Linked DNA regions of Homo sapiens: region 1 is linked to region 2. The links are chromatin loops, found by intact Hi-C in ENCODE. Cell type or tissue: A673. All regions are shown on one strand. Each heading gives the region's core, and the rest is flanking DNA. Links, peaks and the distances in the headings are about the cores only. Region 1 overlaps LOC105370372 (a long non-coding RNA gene). Region 2 overlaps SOX1-OT (SOX1 overlapping transcript).

Region 1 (2,900 bases), core at 124-2,623, 340 kb before region 2:
AGCCTCAGGCTCCTCGAAGGGGGCTTTCTGGTCAGAGTGGGAGGGGTCTGACATCTGTGGTTCTGTGGTCGCACAGCCTTTACCCAGTATTGAAAAGTAATGTTGCCTCGTGGGGAAACGGAAATGGCCAGCAAGGGTGGGTTCACCTCAGTCCTCCTCACCCGTTCACCTCAGTCTCCGCACCCCCATCCTGCTCTGTTCACCTCAGTCTCCTCACCCCCACCCTGCTCTGTTGTTCCCCTCGGTCTTTGAGACAGGACCAAACGCAGAGGCGGCGCTGGTGCAGCAGGGTCAAGGGGCAGCCTGGGCACCAGCCTCTCAGCCTCCCGGCTAGTCAGCCCCGAGCCGGTCCCAATCTGTCGGTGCTTCCTTGGGTCCTTCTCCAACCAGCGTCCTTTTCAGCAGCAACAGGGAGGCTGCAGAGGCTTCCGGGCTGTGGCAGGCTTGACCAACAGAGCCAGGGGCCAGAGTTGCGAGCGATCATAGCCACTGTCACTGAGAGGGCTTTCTGGGTCGCAGCCGCTGTCGCTGAGGAGGCTTTCTAGATTGTGGCCTCTGTCGCTGAGCGGGCTTTCTAGATGACAGCTGCTGTTGCCGAGGGAGCTTTCTAGATCATAGACACTGTTGCTGAGCGGGCTGTCTGGGTTGTAGCCACTGTCGCCAAATGGGCTGTCTAGATTGTAGTGTCTGTCGCCGAGCAGGCTTTCTAGGTGGTAGCCTCTGTCGCTGAGCGAGCTTTCTAGATTGTAGCCTCTGTCACCGAGGGGGCTTTCTGGATTGCAGCCTCTGTTGCCGAGCGGACTTTCTAGGCTCAGTCACAGGCCACATGCTCTGCGTTCGCTGCCTCCTCTGCTTCTGCCCGCTTCTCCAGGGCTCACCCATCCTGCAGATGAGGGGCCGAGGGCTCAGAGGGAAGGGCCCGCGTACGCTGGGTGCATCGCTGTGTACACAGATCCCGTGGTGAGGCACGGTCCCAGACCCCCGCTTGACCCCAAACCCCAGTCTTTACCCCCACCCAAAACCCCCAAGCCCCATGTCTCCCAAGCCCTTTCACAGTCTGCTCTGCCCACCGCCCCCACTCTCATGGCCTCTGGTGCAGCCACAGGGCCTTGGTAATGGGGGACTGTTGGGGGGCTATCTTTTCGGGGTCTCCTCTGTGGCCCCATCTGCCGGGGAGGAAAGGTCACGGGGGCCTGTGTGGGGCAAGGCAGCATGAAGGGCTTTGCTGTGGGGTCATGGGTCTGGGATGGGCTCTCGGCCACCCTGCGGCCTCCTGTCAGGTGTGCACAGCTGAGCCTGAACTTCCCGGACGAAGGAGGCTGCTATTCCCGGACCCGCCATAGAGAGGCAGTGCAGGACAGGGCTTGAGGTCCCGGCCCAGGCGCTGCAGCTTCTGGGCTCAGCCTGGGCTCTGTCCACTGACAGATCCTGGCTTCTCCGCCAATCCCCCTGTGTTTAGCGGGGTGAGGATGGGAGGGTGAGGTGATGGTCAATCCTCATGTCAACCTGGCTGGGCCATGGCACCCAGATATCTGGACAGACGCCCCTGGGACGCGGCTGTGAACAACTTTTTCTATGAAATTAATGTTAATTCAGGGGACTTTGAGAAAAGTCGTCTGGCTGTGGTGTGGGTGGGCCTCATCCACTCTGCGGAACGTCTTAAGAAAAAGACTGGGGTCCCCACAGAAGAGGGAATCCTGCCTGCAGAGAGCTCTGCACTTGAACGGCAGTGTCGACTCTCTCAGGTTCCCGACCAGTTCCTGAAAATCTCCCCCTCTGTGTGATGTGTGTGTGCGTGTGTGGGTGGTCCCACAGCTTCTGTCTCCTGGAGCCCCTCACCACTGCAGGCGTGGGGCTGCCCTTGGGGCTGGAGGGTGCGTGATGACCACAGGGTGGCGGTCGTGTGTCCTCACTGCCTGGTGCCGTCGCCTTCGGGTGGATGAGACGTGTGGCTCTGGGTCAGCCCCCAGAAGTGGCGGAGGGGTCCGTTGTTCTTATTATTAACTACCTCCTTCACTTCCTCAGACCTACTGTTTTCGACGTCTAAGTCAGCCCTCACCACCACCCCACGAGCTGAAAGATCTTGCCCCTGACTTTGAGACTTGAACCCTGGAACTCCCTTCCTGGAGCCTGCGTTGCCTGGGACAGGGGTGGCCAGGGTGAAATTGGCAGCACCTGGTTGCTCACTCCCGGCCAGCCCTGCCTGCTCCACCCAGCCCCGGGGACGGATTCCTGGTGTTTCGGGGCTGTCTGCCGGCCATCTGCTTGGTAGGGCCGTCGGAATCACCTTTTACAAAGCTCTTCTATCAGTGATTCAGGATCAAGGAGTAAGAGTGCTTTCTGGGTTGAAAAACATCGTGTGGGATCTTTAGCTGGAAAACATTTTATTACAAATATTTTTCAAGTCTATGTGGCCTCTTAAAAAGTCCCATCTTTTTAACACAGTGTTTCCCGGGCCAGCCACGTTTAGCCTTCTAAAGCTTCGTATGCAGCCTCTTACCTAGGAAACGATGCAGCTGTTCAGTCTTTTGCAAGGAGCAAGCCTTTGGTCTAAGAAGCAGCTTCGGGGGTGGAGGAGGTGGTGCTGCTGGGAGACCCGCCCCGGGCACACGTGGAGGTGGGGCTCATGGGAGAGGTGGGGCCTGCAGAGACCCGTCCTGAGGTTTGTGCTCCCAGAGCTGCGCGGGGCAGCGTGGGAGTCACCAGTCACACAGATCGTTTACATTTAAACTCATCCAGATAAAATGAAGAGTTCAGTTCTGCAGTCGCACCTACTGGAAGTGCTCAGGAGCCCACCGTGGTCCCCGTGCAGGGAGGGACTGCAGGGCGGGCTTCTCCTCCTGCTGAGAAAGCTCCCGTGGGTGCAGCTCCCACCTAGGTTTGTAAATAAAGCTTCCTGG
Region 2 (2,900 bases), core at 239-2,738:
CGGGCTTGACTGCTTTCCCCACACTGAGAAAAGTGAGAAAAGAAAAGCGAAAATACCAGTCACCGAGGTTAGCCGCTTGTTCCCAGATTAATGGCAAACGGCCCCCTCCTCCTCCCCGCGCCCCCGCCCCCGCCCCCCTCCTGCATAGCGTACGGATTCAGGAAACACGGCAGAGGGGAGGGGAGGACAGTTATTCATAACTCCCCATCTGATTTCATATTTTCTGTCCCCTGCCCAGGGCGGGGTCTTCGAGCCAAGCGCGCGGTCCCCCCGCCTGCAGGTGCTGAGCTGGGCTGCCGCGGGCCCGTGGCCTGGGGAGGTCTAAGCAGGCTTGGCTGCACGCCTCGCTCCAGTAGAGGAGTCAGATGAAGCCAAACCTAAGATTTCCCAAAACTAGCCCTGCAAAGCCTTCACAGTACTCCTAACAGGAAACAAAAACAACAAACCAGCCCTGGGCCTCCAGTGACCTCCATCCCCACATCCACTCAGCAGGGCTGGCGCCTGGAAACAGGCACTTCTGGATTTCAGGGGCTTGGGAAGGAGGAGGTACAGGGAAGGGAGGACTTCTCTGACACCCAGGGTGTGTGTGTGTGTGTGTCCTCTTGCAGATAGTTAGGAGTAGAGGTGCCTGCAGCTGGGAGTACCCCCCACCCCACCCCGTTGCACGCCTCCCTGTCTGGTTCCGGAAGACAGGCGTTCTTCCAGAGGTTCTTACCAAGGGTCTAGCCCTTCAGACCAGTGCCTCCCAGGGCTGCCTCCCAGGCCTTGGGTCCCTCCCTCCCAATCAAGGTAAATGAGGGTTCCAGGCTGGCTTTCTTTCCAAAAAAGGAGATTCTTGGCAGCCAGTAGAAAAGCAACCAGCTTGCAGAAGGCAAGCAGGTGGGCAACAACATCGGGGCGGCTTTCTCCCCGTGGCCAGCTCCTCCAGGGCAGGGCTCCTTCCTCCTGCTGTTTCACCCCATGGTCCTGCAACAGTGCATGGCAGTGTGTGCAGAGGAGATGCTCAATACCTATTCATCAAGTGAATGCTGTCCAGTTTTACCTCTCAAAATTCAAGGCCTGCAAGCAGGTCTTCTGGAAGGGAAATATGGCAGCTTTTCTCTGGATGGCTCATAGGGCCCTCTCATCAGTGAACCCGCATAGGCATTACTTGTGGGAAAGAAAGTGAAGACAACATTATGATCTACGTGTAAAACTCTTTTTACAATCGCTGTGCATTTCTTTTGCTAATTAATTCTTGCCACCATGAATTGGACTCCTTTCCTTTTCTGCAAGCACAAATATTAAGCACAAGTTTTAATATGTGAGCTAGATTTCCATTCCTTCTAGTAAACACACGTTCAGGCCTGCCAGGTTTTCTTTCTCCTGCTGTAGAACCTTGCTTTTGTAGGGGCACCACAATGTCTGACTGCTGCTCTGTGCTATAAATAGTCCCCTGGTGGATCGAAAGGTTTAATGGGCCTCTTTAAATACCTAACTTATTATAAAGCCCTGGGAGAATCACATTAACAGGCAGAGAAGAGCAAGAAGAGAGCTCCCCCTGTAGATGCCCTATTACAGCATTCTTGGAGATCCGGAACAGGCAGGACTTTTCCTATTTATGTACATTAATGTGCATGAGAAGCTGCAGCACGCTGGCGCCGGGAGGGGCTGTGGTGGTGAAGGGGTGCACCTAAGCTAGGAGGAGGTGACACTTAAAGAGGTCAAGTGATTTGCGCAGAATTACCCAGAGGCATCGCGACTGTTATCAGTAATAATGAGAAGTCAGAAAAATCAGTGGGTGCTTTGTCCTGTGTTTAAACACATCAGATAGTCCCGTTTAAGAGCAAGGAACACCCCCACCCCCAGCCAGTTCTGAATCCCCAAAGGTGGCACAATGGCAGAATTGGTGAATCTCAAAGAAAAGTTGAATCTCTCTCTATGCCAAGACTTTGTGCATCCATTCGTCGACGCTGAAATGCTTTAAACACTCCAAATTCATACCGCCCATTTTGACAGTTAAAGTTTGCTTTTTATGATAAAGTTTTACATGTTGTTTTCAGCAATGTTTCTCCTTCCAACCACTCTCAGTAACAAGTCAGGAGGATATGCAGTAATTCAGAAATTAGTGAAATTTCATTCCTGGTGGGGGTGTTGGATTAAGAGGCTGGGAGAGTGTGAAGCAAGTCAACGTGTAATTGCATGATAAGGCTCTCACGAGGAATTTATTGGCCAAGTTGCTATTTCTATTCCTTCCTAATCTCGTTTAGCACATTCACTCTCTGCAATCTGTCTCCATAATCTTCTGTAGCAGAATGGCAGCCAACAGAAGCATGCATGTTTGGAGAGAAGAGAAAATATGCAGAGGCGTGATAAACTGATGCTAATTATCCATATTTAGGACACGGAGTGCAGAAGATCAAGGTTTACAAATCACAAGCCCGAGCCCGTGATGATGGCTTCCGCGTGTGGAATACATTGGAGGAGACCAGATAAGGGTTTCATGGGCAGGAGAGATTTATTGGTCAAAGGGTTCACCTTCCACTTTTCCACTTTTATATAGCAGTAAATTATTTAGGTTAAATTCACCAGAACATTACTCTTTCATCTGGCGACGTGCCATGGCTTGCTCTTTCTTTGTGTCTTTTCAATGCAAATCCTTGTAGTTTAACATCAGTTGATAAGAAACAAATAATTGAAGTAATAGGTAATTCCCTTTAAATCGTGCATATAGGATGGTCCCAGAAAGAATGAGATGAGGTAGAGAGCAGAGGGCTGAAAGTGAAGAAATATCAACCTCAACTCTTAAATGGCATAGCTGTCAGGAAACAAAATTTAGATATTCACTGCATGTATGTGTGCACATGTCTCTGTAAGCTCCACAGCCAGCATGCTTGTGGTAAGAATAGGTGTTCTAGTGT

What was found. Peaks named below come from ENCODE experiments on the same cell type or tissue, not always from the same donor. Only the 100,000 strongest peaks of a DNase experiment are listed, where the experiment ranks them.
Region 1: a loop joins it to region 2, with 5 times the contacts of the local background. A loop is called at or near these places in 7 of 110 quality-filtered maps.

What each region holds. Positions count from the first base shown.
Region 1 is chr13:112,442,611-112,445,510 of GRCh38, reverse strand. The region is part of intron 2 of LOC105370372 (a long non-coding RNA gene); the gene reads left to right. Among named protein-coding and RNA genes, the nearest start is that of SPACA7, 68 kb to the right of the region's middle. In A673, for the core only: CTCF peaks have their summits at 1,136 (motif pointing left), 1,343 and 1,912 (motif pointing right); DNase peaks (open chromatin) are centred at 1,370 and 1,900; H3K27me3 peaks cover 692 bases.
Region 2 is chr13:112,101,078-112,103,977 of GRCh38, reverse strand. All of the region lies in intron 3 of SOX1-OT (SOX1 overlapping transcript), which reads right to left. Among named protein-coding and RNA genes, the nearest start is that of LINC00404, 4.1 kb to the left of the region's middle. RefSeq lists an enhancer at 1-300. In A673, for the core only: a CTCF peak has its summit at 1,538; DNase peaks (open chromatin) are centred at 1,517 and 2,217; H3K27ac peaks cover 1,862 bases.